Linked DNA regions of Homo sapiens: all the other regions are linked to region 2. A link is a contact called in ENCODE Hi-C or POLR2A ChIA-PET data. All regions are on one chromosome and are shown on one strand. Each heading gives the region's core, a stretch centred on a gene start or an enhancer-like site at or near the end of the contact. The rest is flanking DNA. Distances are from core to core; before and after follow the strand shown. Region 1 holds the start of RDH11 (retinol dehydrogenase 11). Region 2 has its middle 22 kb from the start of ZFP36L1. Region 3 holds the start of VTI1B (vesicle transport through interaction with t-SNAREs 1B).

Region 1 (4,525 bases), core at 995-3,494, 1.1 Mb before region 2:
AAAAAAAACACACCCACACGCATGCACATACACACTTAAAACAAAGAGAAGATTATGTATGTACAAAGGGGAGCTGGGATTCAAGTCTTGCTTTGTGTAATTAGAGTCCTTGTTTCTTTCTTTCTCTTTCTCTTTTTTTTTTTTTTGAGACAGAGTTTTGCTCTTGTTGCCCAGGCTGGAGTGCAATGGTGTGATCTCGGCTCACTGCAACCTCCACCTCCACTGCAACCCCCATCTCCCAGGTTCAAGCGATTCTCATCCCTCACCCCCTCACCCATGCGCCACCACGCCCAGCTAATTTTTGTATTTTTAGTAGAGACAGGGTTTCACCACGCTGGCCAGGATGGTCTCGAACTCCTGACCTCAGGTGATCCGCCCACCTCAGCCTCCCAAAGTGCTGGGATTACAGGTGTGAGTCACCAAGCCCAGCCTAGAGTGCTTGTTTCTAAGTACTATACTATATTGCCTTTTCCAAATGAATGAATGCACAAACACAGATTGGTGGTTCTCAGACTGGCCTATTCTCTTCTTGGCAATGTTGGGACTCTGGTTAAAACAATCTGTTGACCAGGAGATGCATTCTTAAAGAGCATTTCAGCCTTTTTCATTGAACTTGGAATTGCAAGGTACATACTCTTAGCCATTGAAGCTACCTGCATAGTGCGAAAATGCTGACAGGGAGGCAGATTAACTCATGGTCCCCACAAACCATCACCTCCCTCCTCAGAAAACAAGCCTCTAGGCTGTTTCCCACATCCCCTTACTGTATGTAGCTCCAGGAGTGACAACTTAGTAGGACCTGTACTTAGTTCTTTCTTCTCCTTAACCAGCAGGAATGAAAGAGACAACTATAAAAGTCCAGCTCTGGCCCGACTCCCATAACCCTGCTGAGTTGGGAATACAGCTCCTGGAATATATATATATATATATATACACACACACACACATATATATATATACACACACACACATATATATATATATATACACACATATATTTTTTTTTTTTCCAGAAAAATCCCTCTGGGGTATGAGCACTATTTTCAGTTCTGGTTCAACTTTTCATTGAGATTCTATGTGGATAAGAGGATCTTGTAGTGAAAAAAAGATAAAAAGCAGTGTTTTCATCTGAGTGTGAGAAACCATGTGTGCCTAGAGGTGGGAGAACTGAGTGTTCAGAAGGCAGAAAAAATATAACTGGAAGAGGGGCACCAGAGAAGGAAGAGAAAATAAAAATAAAAGAAGGAAAGTAGGTGACTGTGGTAAGAAATGACTGTGATCTGGCCTGGCTTCAAGTTCTATTGGGACTAAGACCGCCCACCTGGGGAAGGAGTGTGTCTGTCTATTCAGTCACTGGTCCGTCACCACTGGTGATTTACTTAGAACCAATAAGCAGGCTGCCGGTTTTACAGCCCGCTGCTGATTCACTGGGGCACTTGGCCAGCCTTGGGCTGATTGATCTATCACCTGGTCAATACCTTCCCACCATTCTCCCAGCCCTCACCGCCCCAGTACCCTAGCTCCTAACTCAGATCCCCCGTGCTCCTGCTCGCAAGGCAGGATAGAGCTCATAACCAAACACTCTTCCTTTTCACTTTTCTCCTTTACAACATCCGCCCACAGAACAAGCGATTGTAACAGCAACGAGAGAGCAAGGATGGGGCCGCAGATGTTACGATTGCTATCAGTTTCAGAGGGCGAAATGTGGAATCGCTCCTTTGTACCTCGAAGGCTGGTTTAAGGCGTGGGGAATAAGGGGAAAACAGCGTCGGGCCATATCCCATTGAAGAGTCCGAAACTCAAGCGTTTGAGGTAGCCTTACCCTCGGGATTCCCTGGAGCCAGAATCAGGGGGTGCTTAGACAAAAGAAAAACAGGCCAGGGAAAAGCAGTGTGCCCCGGACTGCCGCCCTTTCTCACCGCCTGGGGTCTCGGGTGTCCTCCTGGCACCCAGGACAGCTGGACCTCGCCTCCAACCCACCGAACTCTGGGCTCCGCCATCTTGGAGCCCCCCCAGGGGAGTTTTCCAAGAAAGCTTTGGTGGGGATTCTATGTTTCCCTCCCGCCCCGCAACAAGAATTCTCAAGAGAAGGCAATACATTTGCACAGACCTGATTTGGGGCGCAGCCATATACAGAAGGAAGGGCAGAAGGAGGAGCAACAGCGGGAACATGAGCTCAACCATCTCTGCCGGCTGCAGCGGCACCAGAGCGGGATGCTCCAGCGTTGCTCGCCGACTATGGCTTCTCTTTCTAGACACGCCCCAATTCAAATTGCGACAGCCCGGGGAGCAGACCTTCTGGGAAATGTAGTCCAGAGCTTGACAGCCTCAGGCTGGCTACGTGGGAGCGCTGCCGCCAACGCTGGCAGAAGTTGAATTATACATCGCTAATCCCCAACCATCTAGGGCTTAGGGCCTGTGGGATCATTCACCCAGCTCTCAGTTATTTTTTCTGCCTTCTGAATACTCAGTTCTCCCACCTCTAGGCACACATGGTTTCTCACACTCAGATGAAAACACTGCTTTTTATCTTTTTTTCACTACAAGATCCTCTTATCCACATAGAATCTCAATGAAAAGTTGAACCAGAACTGAAAATAGTGCTCATACCCCAGAGGGATTTTTCTGGAAAAAAAAAAGTATACACTATAGGAATAGTACACTTATTCCTATAGTGTACTAGGCACCGCGGTGTTTGTGAAATCTCTGCAGTCCTCTATCTCCCCAGACCCAAGTCCAGTGCCTGGTTCAGTTTTCCCCAATCCTGGTTAGGCAGTTACCGCACTGTTTCTCCTGGAGATCAGATGTTGGCGTCTGGGAAATGAAAGGCGGATTAGACAGGAGAGGAGCGGTCCGAAGTCTGACAGTTGGGAAGGTGGGGGAATGTAAACCCTTCCTCCTCGAGGATTCCTTTTTCCAGAGAAGAGGAAGCAATAAGTCCTTGAAGACATTCTCAGGAGAATCACTTTATTGTGTCTATCTTGAATTATGGTGGCAACTATCATGATTTTTCTAGTGTTTGAGTGTTCATTGATAATAGAATATCGTCTTCCTGATGGCTTGGGTCACATACATTAACTCCCAGGGTAGCAATGAATATCTCAGATTGGCACAGTTGGTTTTGCCAACTCGTGAAAGTATTTAATCCTGTCTTGAATTAAGGCCATGAATATGTTCTCTGTGAATAAATAGGTTCCCTGTTCAATAGTTTCTTTCATCTGAGGCCTATTTCCTGGGGGTGAAAGTGGAGGGTGTTTTAACCAATCAATATCTGTCTGTGATTCCTTAATTGTACCCAGTAATATTTTCTGGTCCTTTTGCATAATTTCCATTTGGTTAAAAGACACGGGTTCCAATGAACTAATATATTTTATAGCAAATTGGAGAAGAGAGGGTTTCCTTCACACAATACTAATTCCTACCAATTTAACATTAGATTACCTAGCAATCATCACATTTTGTCACATTCTCATTATTGTGTTACCTAATATTTGTATTGGGTTTTATAACTTTATAAAAGCCTTTCATTTGTTTTGTTCCTTATTCAGTCATTCACGCATTTGACAAACATTTATGGCATTCCTATAGTGTACTAGGCACTGTGCTGATGTCCAGCAGGAAGCCAGGAACACATAATCTCTGCTCGCCCGGAGTTCATGGACTGTCAGAGAAGACCTTAAATAAGTAATCACTGTAAATAAATCATGGTGAAGGTTATGAGGAGGATTAGAGAAAGCTCTGGGAGCTTTTACAAGGGAGAGGAGTTCTAGATCAGGAGAGGCTTATTTGAGGAAATAACATTTGAGCGGAGGCCAGAGGGAAGTTAGTAGGCAAGCAACATAGACAAGAGTGTGCTGAGCAGAGGAAAGACCCCACCTGAGGGTTCACAGTCAGAGAAAGCAGGGTGCACTAGAGCAACAGAAAACCGTCTAGGGAGAAGGGAGAGTGCCAGAAATGGCAATAATAGCCAGTGCTTAAATACTGCTTAATTATGGCCAGGCCCTGTCCCAATGATTTATATATATATATTAACTCTTAATTCCCATAACAACTCTAAGAGGTAGGTACTATAATTTTCCCTATTTTACAGACAAGAAAACTGAGGCACCGTGTAAGCTAGCCTAGGTCAAAGAGGCAGAGCTGGGATTCAAACTGAAGCAGGTGGTGTTCCATGAGAGGGCCCTATATGCAAAGTGGCCCCCAAATGCCAGAGGAGCCAAGACACCAAAGGTTGAGGCAGACAAATCCAGTTTCTTGGTAAGGGTGTTTTACTGTGGGAATTTACAGACAGAAATGTGGGCTTGGGTGGCAGATTTCTGTACATGTAAGCTCCACACTCAGAGTTTATATACTGTAGGGAAAGAGTCAAACTGCTCTGTGCAAGACAATTAAAGGTAGCCCTCCAGAACAGGCAAGAATGCTACATGTGTAATAGATAATAATTTGTGCAATAACATCAAGGTTGACATGTTCTTACACTAGGGACAGTAAATAAAGTAGGAATCAGGAGATATTCACAGGACTG
Region 2 (4,639 bases), core at 2,083-4,582:
ATGGCTGTGCTCAGCGCCCCCCAGCCAGAGGAGCTGCCCAGGCTCTGGAAAGAACAGGGCAGTTGGGATAGAGCCACCACAGCTCTCTCTAGTTGAAGAATTACTTGGAAAATGAAGAGTAAGGCACTGCCCACTCTGGTCCATGGCTTTGAATGTCAAAATGCACCCCCAGAAAGCAGACCTGCAGCAGACCAACCCTTCCCAAAGATGGGGTTCAGGGTCCTCTAGACAAACAGCAGACCCTGGGCGTGGCAACATCTCCCAAAAAGGAGCTGAGTCTCAGGCAAGTGGTCCCTGAAGGCCTCTATACACCACAATGTACCTTCACTGGTGCAAAGGCCCTGCCAAATGGCTGTGCAAAAGTGGCCAGGCAAGAGATACAGTTCTAAGAAGAAATCAAGGAGCCATGGCACGCAGGACTCCCAGGAGAGGCAGGTGGCCTGCACAGCCAGTTCACGCTCCAGGCTACTGTGTGGGTGGCCTCCTGCTGACAAGCTTCAGCCAGAAGCGGGTATTTGGGACTTTGGGTGACAAGACTGGAGGAGACAAGGGAACCTAAGCAGAAGGTCATCCAGACCACCGTCAGAGTGGCCACACCAAGTCTTTGGGTTCTTGCTCTAAGTCTGCCAGCCAGATGAAGGGATGGAGGATTCACATCCAGCCACATCTTGACCCTGCTGATTCTGGAGGAGAATGGATGGAGCCCTGCACTGGCTCCACCTGCTCCCTCTTCTCCCATAAGAGGAAACAAGAAAGGAGGCTGGAGAGCCCAAGACAAAACTCAAGAATGTTCTCGAAAGGTCCTTGGGCTTTGAGACCTTCACAATGCAGTCATAAGATTATCCTGAGCTTCTGAAAGCCCCCTGGCTCCAGAGAAGAGAGCAATCTCTGGCTGCTAAACCTTGAGTGCAAAGGCTAAGGGCACGCCGGGGCCAGAATGCCTGGGTTCAAATCCTAGCTCTGCTATGTATTAGCTCTGTAACATTGGGCAAAGTACTTAACCCCTGTTTCCTCCTCTGTAAAATGAGGATAACTATGGCCCTATAGGGCAGAGTCGTTGCCTAGAACAGTAGAGAACTCAAAATTAATTTAGCAAGGGGCCCTCCTCTGCCCAGTGGGATGTGCTACTATTGACCCCATGGGGTTCTGGAAGAAATCAACATGCTACTACAATGGAAGGCATTTGAAGGAAGTGGAAAGTTTTCACAGAAAGTAGCCCAGAGACATGCACAGAGTGCTGCTCTCTGTGCAGACCAGAAACCCCAAAGATTTGTGCCTCTTTCTGTCAGAATGCAGCTTTCTGGAGCCCACCGGGCTATAGAAGCTGCATGGCGTCTGGAATGGGAATGGGTTGGCCTAGTCTTCCCCTGGAGGTATGGAGAGGAAAGGTGACACTTTCAGGCTTTGTGCAGGACAAGCAGAGAATATCACTCAAATCCAAGCTGGCTGCCCTGTGGGGGACACAGGCCCATGCCGGCAGGCCTGGGGAGAGCCACCGCTTGCTGAGGTTAGGCCAGCACCAGTGGGTGTGAGGAACCCACCTCCAGTCTCAAGAGCAGGGTTGGGCTTCCCTGGATGGGGAGGAAAGGGTTAAGCCGGCTTGGGCTCTGGAGGGAAAGCACTCGGCAGCTATAAACAGAGAGCCTAGGGAGGGAGGGGGCTGACAGGATGTGGCCAGGGCTCGAGCTGTCTGATTATTAACTTCACTTTTATTTGGAGGGGGATTTGATTCTCTGTTTTACTTCCCATCAAGGAAGTGAAAGCCCAGGTCTCAGAGGGGCCTGGTTTCAAATTGTTTTGTCACAGCTCATTTATTTTTCCTTTTAAATAAATAAACAAAACCACCTCTTTGTTTTCCCCTTAATGAGCATTCAGCAAATCATCTGTGGGTGAGGCATGAACGGGGTTTTCTGGAGTCCTTCATGGGAGAACATTTGGCTTATTATTTTAAAAGGAAAAAGCAAGGATGTCTCCTTTAGCTCCCAGTCTTCTCCAAGGCTGTGAAGGCACTTTCTCTTTTGCCTCCTCTGAAATACCGACCTAGACCAGCGAGGAGTCTGAAATCACAGCCTCAAGCTCGGCCAAGGCCCCAGGAGCTTCCTTGGTTGGACCTTGGGGCTGGACCCGCAGCCTGCCATTCCATCTGACAGGCCCTGACCCTGAGGCCACGCAGAGGAAGCACCCAGCACGGGCTCAGTGGTTTGTCTTCTTGCTTGGGCTCAGACCCATGGCTTTTGTTCCTCTGACACCCTGACATTTCTACTAAAATAACAAAGCAATTAAACACACAAAAGGATTCCATGACAGCCTTAAAAAACACCATTACATGTTCCTTTACCCAAGGTTGAAAACATTTGGGAACTTGATTTCCAACATCAAAATCCAGATCAAAACCCATTCAACAATCCCATGATCCCCTTGCAACAACCCTTTCCTGGCCAGTATCACAGGGTGCCGACCCTCACAGGGTCTCACAATTCAACAATTCAGTGAGAGAGGATGCAGCAACAAAGACTGTAACGAAAAAACAAGAGAGTCTAGGGTCTCACATCAACAATTCAGTGAAAGAGGATGCAGCAACAAAGACTGTAAGGGAAAAACAGGAGAGTCTACAGCTGAAGCTACTGCTACTCAAGGTGGGCAGAGAACGGAAGAGACGGATTCTGTTGGAAACTAAGAGGGGAAATCCAGGAAGGCTTCCTGGTGGAGCTGATCTTTAAGCTGAACCTTGAAGGACTGGTAAGATGAACGGATGTTCTGGAACCTGAGAAACACCCAAGTACCAGAGAGACAGCATCCATGTGTGAACTACTCTAGACAGAGGCAACAGGCGTGGTGGGGCCTGGGGCTCCTCAGAATGGCACCTCAAGTCCCCATGGTGGTCAGGGACTGGAATGCATCGGCCGCCTGCAGCCAGCTCCGCGGGGCCAGTCCCTGACCTCTGGCTCGGAGATTGGTGTGCCCGGTGAAGGAGTTGCCCAAGCATCTTAGGCAACCAGATACTACGCCTGGCCTTGGACCCTGCCACTTGCCTGCCCCACAAAAACCTGCTGACCGCTGTGACCTACTTTAACGCCCTCTGACTTCCCGCTCTTTGAATATGGGGCAAAAAGAAGAAGGGCGACTGGCACCATCCAATTCACTTGAGGCTCGGAGGCTCAGGCCTGCCTTCCTGGCGGCTACTGGGGTGGCGTTTCCCAGCACCCCCGGGAAGCTACCAAGGTCCAGGGCTCTCCTGGGCTTCTGCGACGCCCACGCACTCCTGCGGCCGAGCTTCGCGGTCGGGCTCTCCCGTCGCCACCCCGGCGTCTGCTCAGCCGCGAGCGAGAACCAAGCCGGGCCGGGCGCGGGGCCCGGGCGAGGCCGCCAAGATGGCCGACGCGCTCGGCAGCGCGCGGATCACGCGGGAAGGCTGCCCTTGGCCTCCCGGGAAACAGCCAAGGTTCCGCCGCCCTCCTTGGCGCTCTGCCCCGGCCGGCCTGCCGGGATCTCCTCCCCGGCGCGGTCTGCGGCTCCCGGGGCCTCGCAAACCTTCCAGGCCCGAGGCCATCCAGACGTGCACACCAGGCCCGGCCCGCGAGGGGAGACACAGGGGCCGGGGCTGCGGCGGCTGAGCTCCCTGGGCGGCTCGGAACGCAAGGGGCCGGCGAGCCGACGCTGCTGCAGGAGGCTGCGGCGTGGGGCGAGGTTCTCGCTACGGCTTCGTTCCCGTCCTCCCGCGGCCGCTCTCCCCCGGAAGCCCTCGGAGGCAGCACGATGGACGTGGCCACACTGCCCTCCAGTGGCCAGCTCGCCGAACAACACGTCTGGGCCCCTTTTGGGGGTCTGGGTGACGTGTCCACCCTCTCTCTGCCCTTTGCTACATTTGAAGGTGGGGTTTGCTCATCCATGGTTCCTCTTACAGGTCACCAAAGCTGCCACAGTGCACACTCACCCAACAGCAGGGGATTTGCCGCCTTCGGTGGTTCTCAAACTTCAGTGTGCACAGGAATCCCCCCTTGGACAGTTCTTTCAAACCCGGATTGCTGGGTCCCCCAACCAAGTCAGAGAATTTGCATTTCTAACAAATCCTCAGGCGATGCTGAGCTGCTGGTCCGCTGGTCCTGGAGCCACACTTAGAGAACCACTGGCTCGGCTCACTCTTTCTCTCACGGGGTTTCTGTCATCTACTCATTTAATACAGAATATGTCCTGCTAGCCCCGGAGGACGAGTGGACGGAACAACTTTCTCACCCCTCGCGGAGCTTAGTCTAACGGAGGAGACAGACTTGTTTCAACAAATCACCTAGAAAGAAATATAAGATTCCATTTGAAAAGACTTTCAAATTCCTATGAAGGAAAAGAATCAGGTGCTCAGAGAACATATATAAATGGGGCACTCATTTAGATTTGGGATGGGAAGGTTCTTGAGGAAGACCTCTCTGAGGAAACCCTTAAGCTGAGGCCAGGAGGAGGGATGAGGTCCTGAGGGGAATGGGGAGGGGACTGGAACTGGCAGGAGGAGCAGGTAAGATGCAGACCCTGTCTGTAGAAGCAGAGACTGGTAGGGGGCCAGGCAGGGGGTCACAGCCTCCTAGGCCCATGCCTCTGGTACCCACAGAGCTGCCTCCTCAGAAGGGCAGCATCCAGGGGAGAAGAG
Region 3 (4,724 bases), core at 128-2,627, 1.1 Mb before region 2:
AATTGCTTCAATCTGGGAAGTGGAGGTTGCAGTGAGCCGAGATCGTGCCACTGCACTCCAGCCTGGGTGACAGAGTGAGACCCTGTCTCAAAAAAAAAAATGATAAATAATAAAATAAAACTGAAGTCCCATCCCCTATTCTTTTACTCTGATTTACTTTCCTGTATTCTTTAACACTGCCTCTTAATAGTTATATATTGTTTATCACCTACCCACTAGAATGGGGATGTTCGTATCTTTTTCACTGTAATTTGCAATATTCACCAGCACCTAGAACGGTGCCTCACAATTCACCAGCACCTAGCACACAGCAGCCTCACAATAAATATATATTAAATACATGAATTTCATTCTCACCAGTCATTCAATTCCTATGACCTTGAGTAATTCGTTGAGCAAACACCCAAGCTCTGACTCTTAAATAAAAGCAATAAAACAAAGTTTTGTCCTTGCCATCAAATTCTATATATCCGGAGGCCAAGAACTATAGCAGCTTTTCCTATGGATTTAGGGCCGGAAAACTCTAGCTCCTCCAGACAGAACTTGTAGCAACCTGAATCATGAAATTAAGGGGTAGTAAACAGTCTCAGCTGTAAAAACGTTCAAAACAAGACCACATCTAAATGCCACAATCAGGTTTTAAAGGCCAGCTCTCTACCCTCCAATAACTGGTATTTACCAACACCCCCAAATTATGACTCCTTTGGGTTTTTAACCCTTTTTCTGTGCTACGGATCCTCTGTCAGTCTGGTGAAAACTAGACCTGTCTTGAGACTAGTGCTTTTAAATGCATAAAACAAACAAAAACAGCTATGAAAGAAACCCACTCTACATTACAGGACCGCAGATGCAAAAGCCCCTCTGCTCTATTTGCCACAGTGAAAAAAGATGAGAAAATGTGGAAGGCCATAGAAGGATCCCAGGGAACTGAATCCCGAGGTCCAATTTACTCTCAGTGGCAGCAGGGAGACCTGGGGCTGGGACAAGCCAGCCCTAGGGGGCGTGTCTGAGGACGCGGAGGGAGGAGACGCGGGCCCGGGTCTGGGAGGAAGGTGGGAGAATCTTCCTTCCAAAGCGCGCAGGGCTGCGCTCCCCACGGCGTGGCCCACCCCCGCCTCACCGGTCCCCGCCGTCCCCAGCAGCCGCTCGGGCACCCCTTGTAGGTCTTCATGGAGGCCGCGGAAGATCTCGTGCAGCTTCTCGAAATGCTCCGAGGAGGCGGCGGAGGAGGCCATGGCGCAGGCCGCGCTGGAGCAGCGGCCACCGAGATTCGGGGCCCTGGGCCCTTTCCTAGCCCGGCGGTCAGCCGCCCAGCCCAGTGGCCATAACGGCGACCGCCGCACCACCGCCGCCCAGGACGAGGCTCTTCCGGAGCCGCGGCAGGGTCCTCTCGAGCCGGAACGCCCACCTTCTCCAGCCAGTGATTGCTGGAGCGCCGGCGCGAAAGCCTGACGAGAAGTCGGGAGACTGCGCGGCCTAGGCGACTCCTGAGGGAGCGGTGCCGCGCCGGGGCGATCGGCAGTCGCGGAACCCGAGAAGTGCCGGGTCCGGGTTGGGGAAAGGCCGCAGCGAAAGGGGCCTAGGGGACCTGCGGGACTGGCAGCGCGGCCGCCTTCCTCCCGGGCCCCGCCGGCCGGCGAGGGGCGGGCGCTGCAGTGCACGCCGGGGGATGTAGTTTGGCTCGGACGAGAGCGTCTCGTCCCGGGGTCGCGCGTTGCTCCGGGTGCCAGGTTCAGCCCGCGCGGCGACAGCGGGCTTCGGCCCGATTTGATGTATGTTTGCGTCTAGACGTCGTCCTCACTGTCATCGCGCTTTGCTTTGCCACCCTGACCCGAATTCCTCGTTTCGCGTCTTGACTGTTAGCTTTCGGCCCTGGAAAGATAGCCGGGCCAGGGGCTCTGCCTGCCGTCGGGAGGTGGAGCACTTTTCTTGGAAGGCCCAGCGGCTCCCCAAGCTTTCAGAAGTGGAACCCGGCCGGGCGAGTGGCTCGCGCCTGTAATCCCAGTACTTTGGGAGGCCGAGGTGGGAGGATTGCTTGAACCCAGTAGTTCGAGACCAGCCTGGGCACAATAGCGAGAGCTCTACCAGAAACCCAAAATAAGAACCGGGCATGGTGGCGCGCACTTTTGGCCCCAGCTACCCCCGGAGGCTGAGGTCCCACCACTGCACTCCAGCTTTGGGAGACCTTGCTCCCAAGTGGAGCGAGATCTTGTCTCCAAAAAAACAAAAAACCCAAAAACCAAAAATTCAAAAGTGGAACCCAGTTAGGATGACCTCGAAATACTCTAGCTGCTAGGCCCGAGTAATTCTCCTCGTGGAGACTAATTCTCCTCCTAGGCTGCCTCGTGCACTTGTTGACAACAGGTGTTTGTCAAGCGTAGGCATTGCGAGGGATCTGGGCATGTTGGTGAATAAAACATTTAATCTCTGCTCCAGGGGAATTTATAATCTGGTGTGGAAGGTGGGCCTGGCTTCATTAGGTCTCATCTGCCACTAAGTGTCACGTGTTAAAAATTACAAGGTCCCTTCTTGCACTCCATGGGTATAAATTCCTGTCTTCACGTCGGGCATGGTGGCTCACGCGTCATCCCAGCACTTTGGGAGGCCGAGGCGGGCGGATCACTTCAGGTCAAGAGTTCAAGACCAGCCTGGCCAACATGGTGAAACCCCCGTCTCTGCTAAAAACACAAAAATTAGCCAAGCGTGGTGGTGGGCGCCTGTAACCCCAGCTACTCGGGAGGCTGAGGCAGGAGAATCGCCTGAACCCGGGAGGCAGTGGTTGCAGTGAGCTGAGATCGTGCCACCACACTCCAGCCTGGGTGACAGAGAAGACCCTATCTCAAAAAATTAAAATAAATTATTATTTTCACCGATTTCACGGTTTGCTCAAGGTGTCTGTTCTCAAATGTTTGCTTGGGAGTTCAATTTTAAACTGCCTACAAATATTAAAAGATGTATGACTGCTCAGGAGAAAATGCTTTGCTAATTTGTATCTCCTGGGCCCTCATTTTTATTAGATCAAGTTCATTGGCTGTTGATTCAACACACTTTGGTTAAGCTCTTAATATGCACTGAGCATAGACATGACCAAGTCTGAGGATAGTCAGTATACTGTGTAAGTCCCACAGCACAATGCTGGGACTTGTCACAGTACAGAAATAAGGGGCAGGTGCAAAAAAAGGATCAATAGCCTGGGGCCGGGTGCTGCGGCTCACACCTGTACCCCAGCACTTTGGGAGGCCAAGGTGGGAGGATCGCTTGAGCCCAGAGTTTGAGGCCAGCCTGGGCAACAAAGCAAGACGCTGTCTCTAATTAAAAAGAAAGGAAAAAAAAATGGCCCGGGATGATCAAGAAATGTGGAAAAAGTGTCTGTGAAGAGTGTCAAAAAAGGTTAAGTAGGAAATGGTGAATGAACAATTAGATTATCACACAACCTAAATTAATAGCATGTGGATTGAGATTACACTGTAGCTAGACTCTGGAACAAATTATTCTTTAGAATGAGAAATCATTGCACAACCATAATAATGAACAGTGTTTTCTTCTTTTGACTGTAATCAAACTTTTAATTCTTAGTTTTTATTCTGGTAAATGAAAACAAAAAATAATCAAAAAGAATTTTTATTTGTCATTGACAGTTCAATATAAATTAAGTAAAACATTAATTCATTTATTCTGCACTATTATCAGAATTTTTCTAATTTTTCCGTAAAATGACCATTTCTAAACATATAGCTTAATGGTCAAAACAAGTGCAATAAAAGATTAATTTACAAGTATCAGAAGTGAAGACTGTGGTCCTATAACTCTTTCCCCCACCAAAGTTAAAATATAATTGTCATTCCAGGAAATCAAAATCTTTTAGAATAGCACACTCCAAACAAGTGATGGGAACACTACTAATTCCTTAGACTTCCTTTGGCAGCATTACTTTTGATAAGAAGTCTCCAAATAAAATACAAAATTTTGGCACAGACATTTTAATCTTGTCAAGACAATGTAAGGAAATGCCCCAAAATATTATTAAATTGACCATAATTACCAATATCAGTCCCTAAGATAATTTTTCTGAATGAAGAATTGTTTTTTTTGTTTGTTTGTTTTTAGGATTTTTTTTTTTTTTTTTTTTTTTTTTTTTGCCACACTGGTTTTTGTTAAGACCTCATCAGTCCTGGGTGCTTGCCCTCAATTCCTCCATAGCTATGTTAGCATATTTAATATCTTTTGCTATTAATCCTTAACTAGTTAATCCTTAAAGGGCTAGTTAATCCTTAACTAGTCCCTTCATTTTGTGCATTATCTTCCAGTATTCTCCTTCTCTTTTTTTACTTCTTCCCTGCTACCCATGTGCTCTTGGTGGGTAGTTACCAACATATACAGAATCTGCTTCCCTTTGCAGCATTTCATTTGCATAAAGACTGGATGGCACTGGTTTGCTCCATCTCTGATTATTGTGGCTGTTTTGAACTTTGTGAAAATACTCCCTTGGCACACATAAACAGGAAGACACACAAAGATATACACAATTTTTAGTAGAGGTGGGGTTTCACCATGTTGGCCAGGCTGGTCTTGAACTACTGACCTCCGGTGATCCACCATGCCTGGGCAAGCCCTGCTCCTGAGCCAGTCTTTGTTATTCATGTTAAGCTGAGGTTGCAGTGTGGCCCTCTTGAAGTGAAGACTGGTTGGTTGGGAGGAACTGAATTGTGAACAAAGAAGCTAGT

Evidence for each region. Hi-C counts contacts between places; a loop is a spot of excess contacts on that map. ChIA-PET counts read pairs that join two places held with the same protein, here RNA polymerase II (POLR2A). Pooled maps may share reads with other maps.
Region 1: a map of naive thymus-derived CD4-positive, alpha-beta T cell shows a loop between it and region 2 (2.4-fold over the local background). The contact joins the promoter of RDH11 here to the enhancer-like site in region 2. A Hi-C loop is called at or near these places in 1 of 168 maps with a recorded cell type or tissue (naive thymus-derived CD4-positive, alpha-beta T cell), 2 of 37 single-sample maps with no recorded cell type and 10 of 50 pooled maps. POLR2A ChIA-PET finds 5 or more read pairs at or near these places in 4 of 52 experiments (CD8-positive, alpha-beta memory T cell, H1, PC-3 and 1 more).
Region 3: a loop to region 2 is called in a pooled map, with 7 times the contacts of the local background. The contact joins the promoter of VTI1B here to the enhancer-like site in region 2. A Hi-C loop is called at or near these places in 1 of 37 single-sample maps with no recorded cell type and 6 of 50 pooled maps. POLR2A ChIA-PET finds 5 or more read pairs at or near these places in 2 of 52 experiments (CD8-positive, alpha-beta memory T cell and activated T-cell).

Annotation. Positions count from the first base shown.
Region 1 is chr14:67,693,520-67,698,044 of GRCh38, forward strand. RDH11 (retinol dehydrogenase 11) reads right to left here and starts at 2,245. Exons shown (of 7, transcript NM_016026.4): 1 at 2,111-2,245. The coding sequence starts at 2,184. It also overlaps a transcript of GPHN not described here. RefSeq lists a silencer at 1,353-1,412 and enhancers at 1,762-2,398, 2,443-2,492, 2,513-2,562.
Region 2 is chr14:68,813,084-68,817,722 of GRCh38, forward strand. No RefSeq gene overlaps it. Among named protein-coding and RNA genes, the nearest start is that of ZFP36L1, 22 kb to the left of the region's middle. RefSeq lists enhancers at 2,665-2,884, 2,965-3,194, 3,211-3,950, 3,825-3,874, 3,975-4,024 and 1 more and a silencer at 3,335-3,724. Within about 2 kb of position 3,333, at least 41 of the 41 ENCODE cell types and tissues checked have a DNase peak (open chromatin) inside an H3K27ac peak, as active enhancers do; they include PC-3, where a contact is called at or near this core.
Region 3 is chr14:67,673,255-67,677,978 of GRCh38, forward strand. It overlaps VTI1B (vesicle transport through interaction with t-SNAREs 1B), which reads right to left and starts at 1,378. Exons shown (of 6, transcript NM_006370.3): 1 at 1,121-1,378. The coding sequence starts at 1,235. RDH11 (retinol dehydrogenase 11) reads right to left here. Exons shown (of 7, transcript NM_016026.4): 7 at 3,546-4,724. It also overlaps a transcript of GPHN not described here. RefSeq lists silencers at 1,053-1,162, 1,263-1,702.